Linked DNA regions of Homo sapiens: region 1 is linked to region 2. A link is a loop called in an ENCODE intact Hi-C map of the cell type or tissue named here. Cell type or tissue: PC-9. All regions are shown on one strand. Each heading gives the region's core, and the rest is flanking DNA. Links, peaks and the distances in the headings are about the cores only. Region 1 overlaps STK38L (serine/threonine kinase 38 like). Region 2 overlaps BMAL2 (basic helix-loop-helix ARNT like 2).

Region 1 (5,390 bases), core at 306-5,305, 77 kb before region 2:
CACTTGAGCTCAGAAGGCAGAGGCTGCAGTGAGCTGAGATCATGCCATTGCACTCCAGCCTGGGTGACAGGGTGAGAGTCTGTCTCAAAAAAAAAAAAAAAAAAAAAAGAGTTTCTATATTTAAAGAGTAGACCATCATCAAATGATTAATTGAAATCAAATCAGTATCTAATCTTCCCTGTACCTTTCCTAGGACTGTAGCTGTTCCTTATAGTTGCAATGTTTAAATCAAATACAATATTTTATGACTTATACTAAAGGTGGTAACTTTGTTAATCAGTTGACTCAATCTAGAAAACTCAGATGTTTTTACATTTAAAATTATCTATCATTATTTACATGTCATTAATATTTTAAAAGCTCATTTATGTCCTTTAAATTTTAGTGAGAAAGGTAGTGATTTAAATCTGTATTCCAATCTATAGAGAAAAAATAAGACTGAGCATATCTTTCCTCATTTTAAAGTTAGAATTATAAATTTCTTATAATTAATAACCATATAATTGCATTTATATATTATACATCATTATATTGATATAGAAATCTTAAACATAAGATCTTAATTTGAAGTGTAGGGGAAGAGACTGCAAAAACAGATGCCCAAACACTAAGCAGGCAACGGAAGTGAGATAAGCTGGCCAGGTTGGTTTCATAGTGGCATCTAGGGTTATATTCTTTTGATCCAGATATACTTTGTTTACATATTCAACTTATATGATTTTTTTTTTGCTTCCACAAAGAAATAGATTAATATTTTTCCTTTTTAAAAAATATTATTTTCTTAAATATTGATCCTTACAGTTTATCTGTTGGCAAAGACATGCCACTTTTCACATTGCTGTAATAAGAGTCCCAGCCCATGTGGACATGCCTCCTAGGGACTCGCATCAGTGGTGGGGACTGACAAATTAGGGAACCAAGGCTCATCTAAAGAGGATTGCTACCATTGGCCCCTGTGGCCAAGGCCCTGTTTTTCCAGAGAAGCTAGTAATCTGGACTTTTTTTGCAGAATAACCAATCACCTGCTTTTGAAAAACAACTTGCAGTCCAAATCAAATATATCTGTAGGTTGAATATAGTTTGTAGCTTCCTGTTTGCAACTTCTGGTCTGCATCAGCAAGTACTGACTACATTTACAGCTATTTTCTCTAATTTTTCTGAATAACTTGTAGAAAATAGGAGATGATTTTTCCATAAAAAATAGTCAGTGGCCCATAATACCAGTTTATAAAACTTCTAATGTTTTTCTCTAAAAAATGTTTTTAATTCCACAGGTGCTTATTATTAGGCTCCATGCTAGAGCCTGGATTATATCAAATTCTGTAAAATAGACAAGCTCTCTCAACCTTAATATAAAGTATGTTACAGCATCTTTATATGGGGTGGGTTTGATAAAAAATAAAATTGTCTCATAAAAATAAAATAGATAAAGTTGCTAGCTGAACCCTTTTCATCTGAAAAATTTTGTATGCACTGTCTGTCTTATACAAATACTGGCCACCCTACAGATGGAGAGTTTGAGGAACACCTATATAAAAAGGAATGGAGAAAGGAAGAAAAGCACTTTCTAGTTTCATCTCACTTAAGAAAATCCCATCCAACATGGAATGTTATTTACTCTAATGAAAAACTAAATAGGCAAGTTCAAGCTATAAAAGAGAGTCGTGAAATGTTAAGCTGTCCACAGATTTTTATTGTCTTCTTTGAAGAGGAAAGGATGCAATTACCACAAGGATACTGTTTGTCTTTCAAGGCTACTTAATCTATACAGGTTGTGAGTAGATATATCAACAGGCTTTTTCACCAATTTTTTTTTTAACATGAATTTGATTCAGCTACCTCTGGACTGCAACACTGATTCTAAGACTAAAATCATGGAATCAATTTTTTTTAACTAATGTAACAATGTTATAGGTGATGCTCATTTTTATAGAATTATGTGTTCCATACACTTGTGACTCTCTCTTTTTGCTATTAAATGGCTGGGCCCAAAACCACATAAATTGTGTGAGTGCTGCATTATACAAACTACTAGACAATTTATGAAACTGTGTATAGTGATGTCATCTTTTCCATTCAGATTAAGCAGGATTTCTGCAACTATATCCAACTGTACTGTTTTATAATCTATAAAGGGAGAGATTCAAAATACTTTCAAAATTCTTATTCTTTTATGTAATTAAAAAAAAACCCTCCTCACTACTTCCTTAAAGGACATGATACTATAGTGCCACCAAGTGGCCTTTTAAAAATTAGTCTTAAAATTTAAAATCAGATACTTTTTAGAGCTCTCTTTTGTTTTACTAGTAATTTATTTTTTTATTATTCAAAAGGTATTTTTGAACACCTATGTGCAAAAAAGGGTATTTGTCATTGCATTTAGGTAAAAAGCAGCAAAAAATAGTCTTCACTATTGTTTCAGGCCACATTTGTTTTCTTAATTATATCAATGTAATTTTAGCTCCGTTAAAACTGATATTTAAGTAGCTTCCCTTAAAGAAAGCAGGAATTTGCCAGTGTTGGTATTTCAGGAATTTTATAAACACACACACACACACACACACACACACACACACACACATATATTTGAGATGGAGTTTCGGTCTTGTCACCCAGGCTGGAGTGCAATGGGATCTCAGCTCACTGCAACCTCTGCCTCCCGGGTTCAAGTGATTCTCCTGCCTCAGCCTCCTGAGTACAGGTGCATGCCACCACGCCCGGCTAATTTTTGTATTTTTAGTAGAGACGGGGTTTTACCATGTTGGCCAGGATGGTCTCGATCTCCTGACTTCATGATCCATCCACCTCGGCCTCCCAAAGTGCTGGGATTATAGGCGTGAGCCACCACACCCGGCTTATCGCCTCACTTCTTACTGAAAAAAATAATCTTTCATTGTTGTTTGCTTACTTTTTCCATAGTACCATTGTATTTTATAATCAATATCAGATGTGGAAAAAGACATTTAAAAAAAGACATTAAAGACATTAAAAAAAGACATTAGGCAAAGCCTGTTAATTTGTGTACTTGATTTTTATCTTCATTACTGTCATAATTTACACCATTGGTGTGCCTTAGTGTATAACTTCATTTAGCTGTTTGAAGACATTTCTTGATTTCATCTTCTTAGATTAACTTTGTTAGAAGTATCAGAATTCCATTGCATTGATAATACATGTTTACATACATATTTCTAATTAATAGTTCACCTAACCCTTTTAAAAACAGATATATACAGGAGTAGGGAGAGGCTATACCATGAGCTGCATTTAGAAGCAATGTTTCTAAGCTGTTACTTTCATTTTGATTTGTCTGTCCCTCCAAACTGAACCACTAAAAGCTTGGCAGGATTCAGTTGAAGATGAACAGGAGTTAAATTTTTTCACTGATATTGTTTCTTTTCCACTTAGTGTTTCCTCTACTAGGAGCTAACTATGTCCAAAAACAGAATTTTGATTGGTGAGGGTGAAAAATGAAGTTTAGAACAATAAAATAAATACCTGTTCCAAATGTAACCTGCAGGTATTTCACAGTATTGCTTATTAATGGAAGTTATTTTTTGTGGTCTTTGTAGAATCAGTTATGAAATTACCAACTTGGATATTTTAATGACTTCTTCTTGTAATTGTTTTTGCAATTTTATATTTTCAGGAAGTTCTATGCCAGGTCTCAAGCAGTTTATTAAAATTTGCCCAAGAGTAAATTCTACCACAAGTAAATCTCTTTGGAAACACTACCATTATGTTGTTATTTTATTGTCACAAGTCTCAGTAGTTGTGAAAGAGCAACCTTGGAAATTAAGGAATTGAAGCAAAGCAGATTTCCTGACAGAATAAAAATCAGTATCAGAATACCATTAACATTTACTAACATTTAATTTTTATTTATGGAATTGTTACCATATAGATGAAAGAATAAGTTATACATATATATATATATAGACAAATATGATGGACTGAATTACATATTTAATGGAGTCCACCTCAAAAGTAAAGATTTATCAGTTGTTAAAAATTTTAGAAAGTTTTCTTTAAATTGTTTTAGCCTAATAGTATATTACATATTAGTGCTATCATTTATTTTTACGTGTATCATCTTTTAATACTAGAAGCTCCATCAAAACAACCTAATTATAAAATCATCCGTTTAAATTGTTTTTTTTTAATAGAAAAAGTTACGTCGATCACAACACGCTCGCAAAGAAACAGAGTTCTTACGGCTCAAAAGGACCAGACTTGGCTTGGATGACTTTGAGTCTCTGAAAGTTATAGGAAGAGGAGCTTTTGGAGAGGTGTGCTTCTTTTTAAAAGTCACTACTGCTGCAAATATATATCTTAAGATAATTTAAAATATGTGTTAAAATATAATTCCTGGCTGGGTGCGGTGGCTCACGCCTGTAATCCCAATACTTTGGGAGGCCGAGGCGGGTGGATCGCCTGAGGTCAGGAGTTCGAGACCAGCCTGGCCAGTGAAACCCCGTCTCTATAAAAATACAAAAATTAGCTGGGCGTGGTGGTGGGCACCTGTAATCCCAGCTACTTGGGAGGCTGAGGCAGGAGAATCGCTTGAGCCCAGGAGGCAGAAGTTGCAGTGAGCTGAGATCCCACCATTGCACTCCAGCCTGGGCAACATGAGTGAAACGCTCTCTCAAAAAAATATATATATGTGTTTGTATGTATATATAAAAAAATATATATAAATATAAATATATATAAATGTAAATATATAAATATATATAAATATATATTAATATATATAAAATATATATAAATATATATATAACATATATAAAAATATATAGATATAAAAATATATAGATATATATATATAAAATTCCTGAAATACCAACACTGGCAAATTCCTGCTTTCTTTAAGGGAAGTTACTTTTCTTTCCTGAACAAATAGTAGTGACTGTTTTATAATATATGTTTTTTATCTTTTAGGTGCGGTTGGTCCAGAAGAAAGATACAGGCCATATCTATGCAATGAAGATATTGAGAAAGTCTGATATGCTTGAAAAAGAGCAGGTATGAGTTCTTTAACACATGTAATATAAAGGAGCATCCACTGACGCAGTGTTAAGAGTGTTTATATTAGAATTTTTAAGAAGCAGTTTACACATCTTACTACATAAGCTATTAATTTTTTGGTAGCCTGTTTTAGTGTTTCTCAGTTCTTTTAAGGTTTCTTCTAAATTTATAATCTATGTATGTCTGCTTAGACTTCCATAACAGAACACAACAGGCTGGTTAGCTTAAACAACAGAAACTTATTTTCTCATAGTTCTGGAGGCTACAAGTCAAAAATGAAAGTTTGGGCAGGTTTTGGTTTCTGGTGAGGCCTCTCTTCCTGGCTTGCAGATGGCCACCTTCTCACTAAGTTTTCACATGGC
Region 2 (5,390 bases), core at 105-5,104:
TCTATCCTTCAAAAAGAAAACTTCCTTAAACTCTGCAGTTTCTCTTAAAGCTTCATTCAGATTTACGAGTAGTACCTTATAATGCATCACATGTTGCCATTCAGAGTATCCTCAAATATGTGAGACACTGGGGGAAGGAGGTCCTTGCCACTGCCTCTTGGTGTGTGGGTGATCATTTCTGGCTTTAGCAATTCCCCAACTTGAGCTTGAATTTTAAATCAAAGTGTAATAAATGTATATGTGTACCTGTGTATTAGTCCATTCTTGCATTGCTATGAAGGAATACCTGAGACTGGGTAATTTATAATGAAAAGAAGTTTAATTGGCTCCCGGTTCCACAGGCTGTGCAGGAAGCATGGTGGCTTCTGCTTCTGGGGAGGCCTCAGGGAGCTTTCACTCATGGCAGAAGGCAAAGTGGGAGCCGGCATCTTACATGGCAGGAGCAGGACCAAGAGAGGGTAGGGGAGGTGCCACACACTTTCAACAACCAGATCTCATGAGAACTCACTATTGTGACACAGTATCAAGGGGAAAATCCACAAGCATGATCCAGTCACCTCCCACCAGGCCCCACCTCCAGCACTGGGGATTATTATTCGACATGAGATTTGGGCGGGGACACAGAGCCAAACCATGTCAACATGTGCGGTAGAAATCACCCCTGTTTTGGGAATAGCCCCAGTCCAACTTGGGTGAAGTGGAATAGAGTTTTCGATTTACCAATGCCGATGATGTAAATTTGCACTGAAAAGATAAGACCTGGCCAAGCAGCAAGCTGAAGACTCCAGAGGAGACTCTGCAAGTTCAGATTTGTAAAGATCTAGAAGATTATAGTGAAATTTGGCTCAAAAATCATAAAAAGGGAGTGAGCAAAGGATGACCAAGGGTCTTAGTTTAGATCTCAAACACTGCCAGGAAAAGGAAAATATATTTCAGGGTAATGGAAATTATCTGGGCACCATGCAAGGTATGGTCAAGTCAAGTTAAGGTGGCTAAGAGGAGAGCAGCACTCACCTAGACTCCTGGTGCTTCCTGTTGGGAGCATGATGGGAGATCTTATTTTCATAACAGTCTGTTGTGAAATAAGCTTCTCTTTTACCCACAGCTGAGGCTTGCAATATTTTCCTTAAATCCTTCAGCAATGAAAATTTACAGGCTCAACTGAGGTCATTTGATTGCAACCCTGAAATTAGCTGAGTATTTTCACATTAGCAGTGTCCTAAGGGAGGAAGACCTAAGGGAAAAGCCATGAATCAGTCGACTAGTTCAACAAAACATGATCTGAGCATCAACCGCATTCCTGTTCTGTGCTGAGAATATAAAAATTAATGAGGCAAGATCTCTGCCCTTTAAGGGTTTGTGGTCTGACTAGGAAGACTGACTTAGGAAGAGATCGTCAGAGTCTGGTGCGATGAATGTTACAGCAGTGGTTCGAGTGAGAGGGGAGGCTGTGAAAGCTCAGCAGGGAGGAGGTGAGTCCAGAGGAGATTCCTTGGAACAGGGCGTAGATTTTGCCTCAGCTCTGCTGAACAGAAGTGACATGGTTAAGTACTCATCCCCGCAGTCTGACCAGATCCTTCGGTCAGTGCTGCTCACAAGCAAGATGATTTAAGGCAACTGGATCTGCATTCCAGGGTATTGTCACAGCATCCCCACACTTGCTCGGCAAAAACTTAGAAGCCAGATCAACAGAGGGCTGCCTGTGGATCATGTTATTTTGGTCCATAGCATAATTAGGTTAAAGGCAGAAGGATGGTGATGTGATTTTTTTCACTATACTCTACAGCAGTGCTTTTTAAACGATCTGGATGAAGAACAGGTGTTCCCCCCATCCACCACTAGTTCATTGTAAAATACAGTTAATTATGGAAAAATGATCATGGGTTTGGCTGTCACAGCAATGTTATGTTTTTATAAAAGCCTCTAAATACTTCTTAAATTCTGCACTTGATCTCACCACAGTTTGCTGATGACATTGGTCTGCAGACCACATTTAGAGTAGCCCTGCTCTGCAGCATGAGGTCCTGTGTCTGCAATCTGATTACCAGGCGGGGCAGTGAAGCACAGTGGTTCACACGCATGCGTCCTGAAGGCAGACCTTGTGGTTCAAATCCTGGCTTCCTCCCTTTATAGCTATGTGACTTACTCAAGTTATTTGACATTCTAATCCTCAGTTTTCACATCTGTGAGATAGGGATGCATTTGCCTCCTGGGACTATTGTTAAGAGTAAAGAGTAATGCATGTAGAGTACAGCACAGTGTTCAAATGGTGGGGATGGGGTCAGAAGAGGAAGAGGAATTGTTACTGTCATTTTGATTTTTTTTTAACCCAATGAACATTGTGAAAAAAGTAAGTGATCATGTTGCCTCGTTGGTTTTTGCCATGGGAACTCTGAGAGCCAATGTGTGGACAAGTGTGCAGAACACCATGGCATGCATTTACTGGCCAGCCTCTACCATGCCTCAGTGCTGCTCTCACTGCCCTCATTTTCTCTCGAGCACATCCCCACTCACTCACCGAGTCAGGGCTCGCCTGTGATGGCTGATGTACACCGACGGGGTTTCCCAGCCCACTTCTGCCTGGTATGCTCTGCCAACCTTGCTGCAGGCCAGACCTGAAATGTCATTATCTTGCTCAAAATCAGTTTACTGCTGTTCCCTGACCTAGCACTCAGAGTCTGCGTTCTTCATTCCTTCCTCAGCTCCCTCCCAAGCTGCTGTGTAGTAATATTAGCAAGAAGTCATTGGGAGAATTCCCTGAGCCCTAGGATGAAGATAGATTCCAACAGAAGAGATTTTCTTTTCCCTATGCCAGGCTCTTAAGAGTGCTACGAGTCTGAGAAAACTGTACTGAATCATAGCATGAGGCATTTTGTCTTTCTGCCCTGCCCACTTACTTTGCCACCACCACCACCACTTAGTTCATTGGTGAGTTTGGGCCACAGATCCGTCCGAGGGCCAATGTGTGGTTAAAATGTCTAAGGATGTTACCCCACCTTTCCCCTGCAAAAGCAACTTCTCTTACAGTACCCAGGAAGAAGGGATAGGAGTCAAGAAGGTTGGGGAATATAAGGAAGGGAAAATTGACTTACTTCTGAATCATCCTTGCCCTGGGGATGGCTTGCTTGGCTTTGTCGTCTGTGTCATACGCCCCCTTGTGGCCATGAAGGGCTTTGCGAATCTGGGTTGGTGGATTCCCTTACTCCTCCCAGGTCAAACATTTCCCTTGGTTTTGGCCTGATAATTCCTCATCATTTTGCAAGCTCTTCAGCTGCTTTAGAGACTTTCATTTTAATATAACTCAGTGCTAAGGGCTGAAAATTAATTATTTCATTTATATTTTATACATTTTTAAAATAATCTGTGTATTATCAGAATAGAGGTCTCTATATTGCCATTAAAGGATTTTCTTACTGGAAAATCTCATGAATCCGTAACATTTGTTTAGAATTCCAGAATACCCCCATTCAAGGTAACTCATATGATAAATTTTAATTAGCTAAGACATTATCTAAATAACTGTAGTGGTCCCCCCTTATCCATAGGGGCATACATTCCAAGACCCTGGTGGATGCCTGAAACCGTGGGTAGTGCTGAACCCTAGGCATAGTACTTTTTTCCTATGCACATATACCTATGATAAAGTTTAACTTATAAATCAGGCATATTAAGAGATTAACATCAATAATAAACTAGGATAATTATAGCAATATACTGTAAAAATGTTATATGTTCTGTCTTTGGCTCTCTCAAAATATCTTATTGTATTGTGCTCACCTGTTTGCAGGCCATGGTGGACCACAGGTAACTGAAACCACAGCTAACGGGGGACTACTGCATATCAATCCTTGAATTTTATTTCATGTACATTTTATTATAATGTTTTTATATATAGCTCTTAATGTGCATATTTGAATATAAAGGAATAAGTAGTTCCAAGAATTCACAATCTAAAAGAAAGAAATTTTAATCAAGTGATAATGAAGAAAGAAAATGATTAGCTGGGCGTAGTGGCTCACTCCTGTAATCCCAGCACTTTGGGAGGCTGAGGTGAGTGGATTGCTTGAGGCCAGGAGTTCAAGACCAGCCTGGCCAACATAGTGAAAACTTGTCTCTAATAAAAATATAAAAATTAGCTGGGCGTGGTGGCATGCGCCTATAATCCCAGCTATTCAGGAGGCTGAGGCACGAGAATCACTTGAACTCAGGAGGTGGAGGTTGCAGTGAGCTGAGATTGCGCGACCGCACTCCAGCCTGGGCAACAGAGTAAGACTCTGTCTCAAAAATAAATAATTAAATTAAATGAAAATGAAAAAAAAAATGATTACAGAAAATGTCTTAGAATGTGCCAAAGAGCAAATACCAGCAGCAGCAGCATTGCTAATGTTCATTAAGCATTTTGCCCTCTCTACTATATTTCCAATAACTCTTGATGCCTTTCTTTTTAGGCTTGACAAATTCTTATGTGGGAAGTAATTATAGACCATCATTTCTTCAGGATAATGAGCTCAGACATTTAATCCTTAAGGTAACTAAAGATATATTTGTCTAAGTTGTGTATGTGCTTTCATTGCTGTTTGAATAGGAGGCAGATTTTCTTCCATTTGCTTCCTGTTCTAAACATATGGGACTCCATATTACACCGTATTTCCTTTAATATAGAAGTTTAAAATAGAGAAGTAGCCATGCATTACTAGTTTGTGTTAATGAAAGTAGAGACAGAGGATAGGCACTTTCCACACTATGGAGCAAAGCTTGTATTCAGTGCTAAGCATTTTATACTACCCATCTCTCACACATAGGATCTACTCCCCCATGATCACCACCTCCTTCAAAGCCGTCTGCCTGGCATCCTGTTCCCTCAGGATCCTGTTCTTCTCGGAGGCCAGTCACTGCTTACTTAGAGTTGTTAGTGCTTTGACATTTCCGTCCTCATCATTCCTGTGCATGGCTTTTCAGATTCACCGGTCTAGAGGGGAAACTGTGATCATGTGATTTGCTTCTCATGCCCTCGGAGGTGATAAATGTCTTGGTCATGTGCTGTGTGACTACTAGGTTTTAAGCCATAGTCAAATTAAATAGAAGGATTCTTCATACACATTTTTGTCCATTTTTCCTTTAATTAAAAAAAGCCACTCTTTTATTTGAACAGCTGAATTTAAATATAGCATTTCTGGCAGGGATAGAAAGGATATTGTGTGGATAAAAAGGATTTTTGAAGGTGGCAAAATGTACGATTTGCTTTCGAAGCTTTCTCACCAATCTGTACATGCTCGTCAGTCGTACCTTCATGGAACCCTGCTTCTGCCCTGCAGAGCATGCCCAGCAAGAGTGCCAGACTCTTCCTATGTGCCATATGTACCCGCTTCCATGCAGGCTGCTTCATGGGA

The links. Peaks named below come from ENCODE experiments on the same cell type or tissue, not always from the same donor. Only the 100,000 strongest peaks of a DNase experiment are listed, where the experiment ranks them.
Region 1: a loop joins it to region 2, with 5 times the contacts of the local background. A loop is called at or near these places in 4 of 110 quality-filtered maps.

Annotation. Positions count from the first base shown.
Region 1 is chr12:27,304,173-27,309,562 of GRCh38, forward strand. It overlaps STK38L (serine/threonine kinase 38 like), which reads left to right. Exons shown (of 14, transcript NM_015000.4): 4 at 4,167-4,289; 5 at 4,942-5,025. Among named protein-coding and RNA genes, the nearest start is that of BMAL2, 26 kb to the right of the region's middle. In PC-9, for the core only: CTCF peaks have their summits at 2,228 (motif pointing left) and 2,430; a DNase peak (open chromatin) is centred at 2,239.
Region 2 is chr12:27,381,033-27,386,422 of GRCh38, forward strand. BMAL2 (basic helix-loop-helix ARNT like 2) reads left to right here. Exons shown (of 17, transcript NM_020183.6): 6 at 4,449-4,528. Among named protein-coding and RNA genes, the nearest start is that of BMAL2, 51 kb to the left of the region's middle. In PC-9, for the core only: a CTCF peak has its summit at 3,176 (motif pointing left); a DNase peak (open chromatin) is centred at 3,129; H3K27ac peaks cover 611 bases.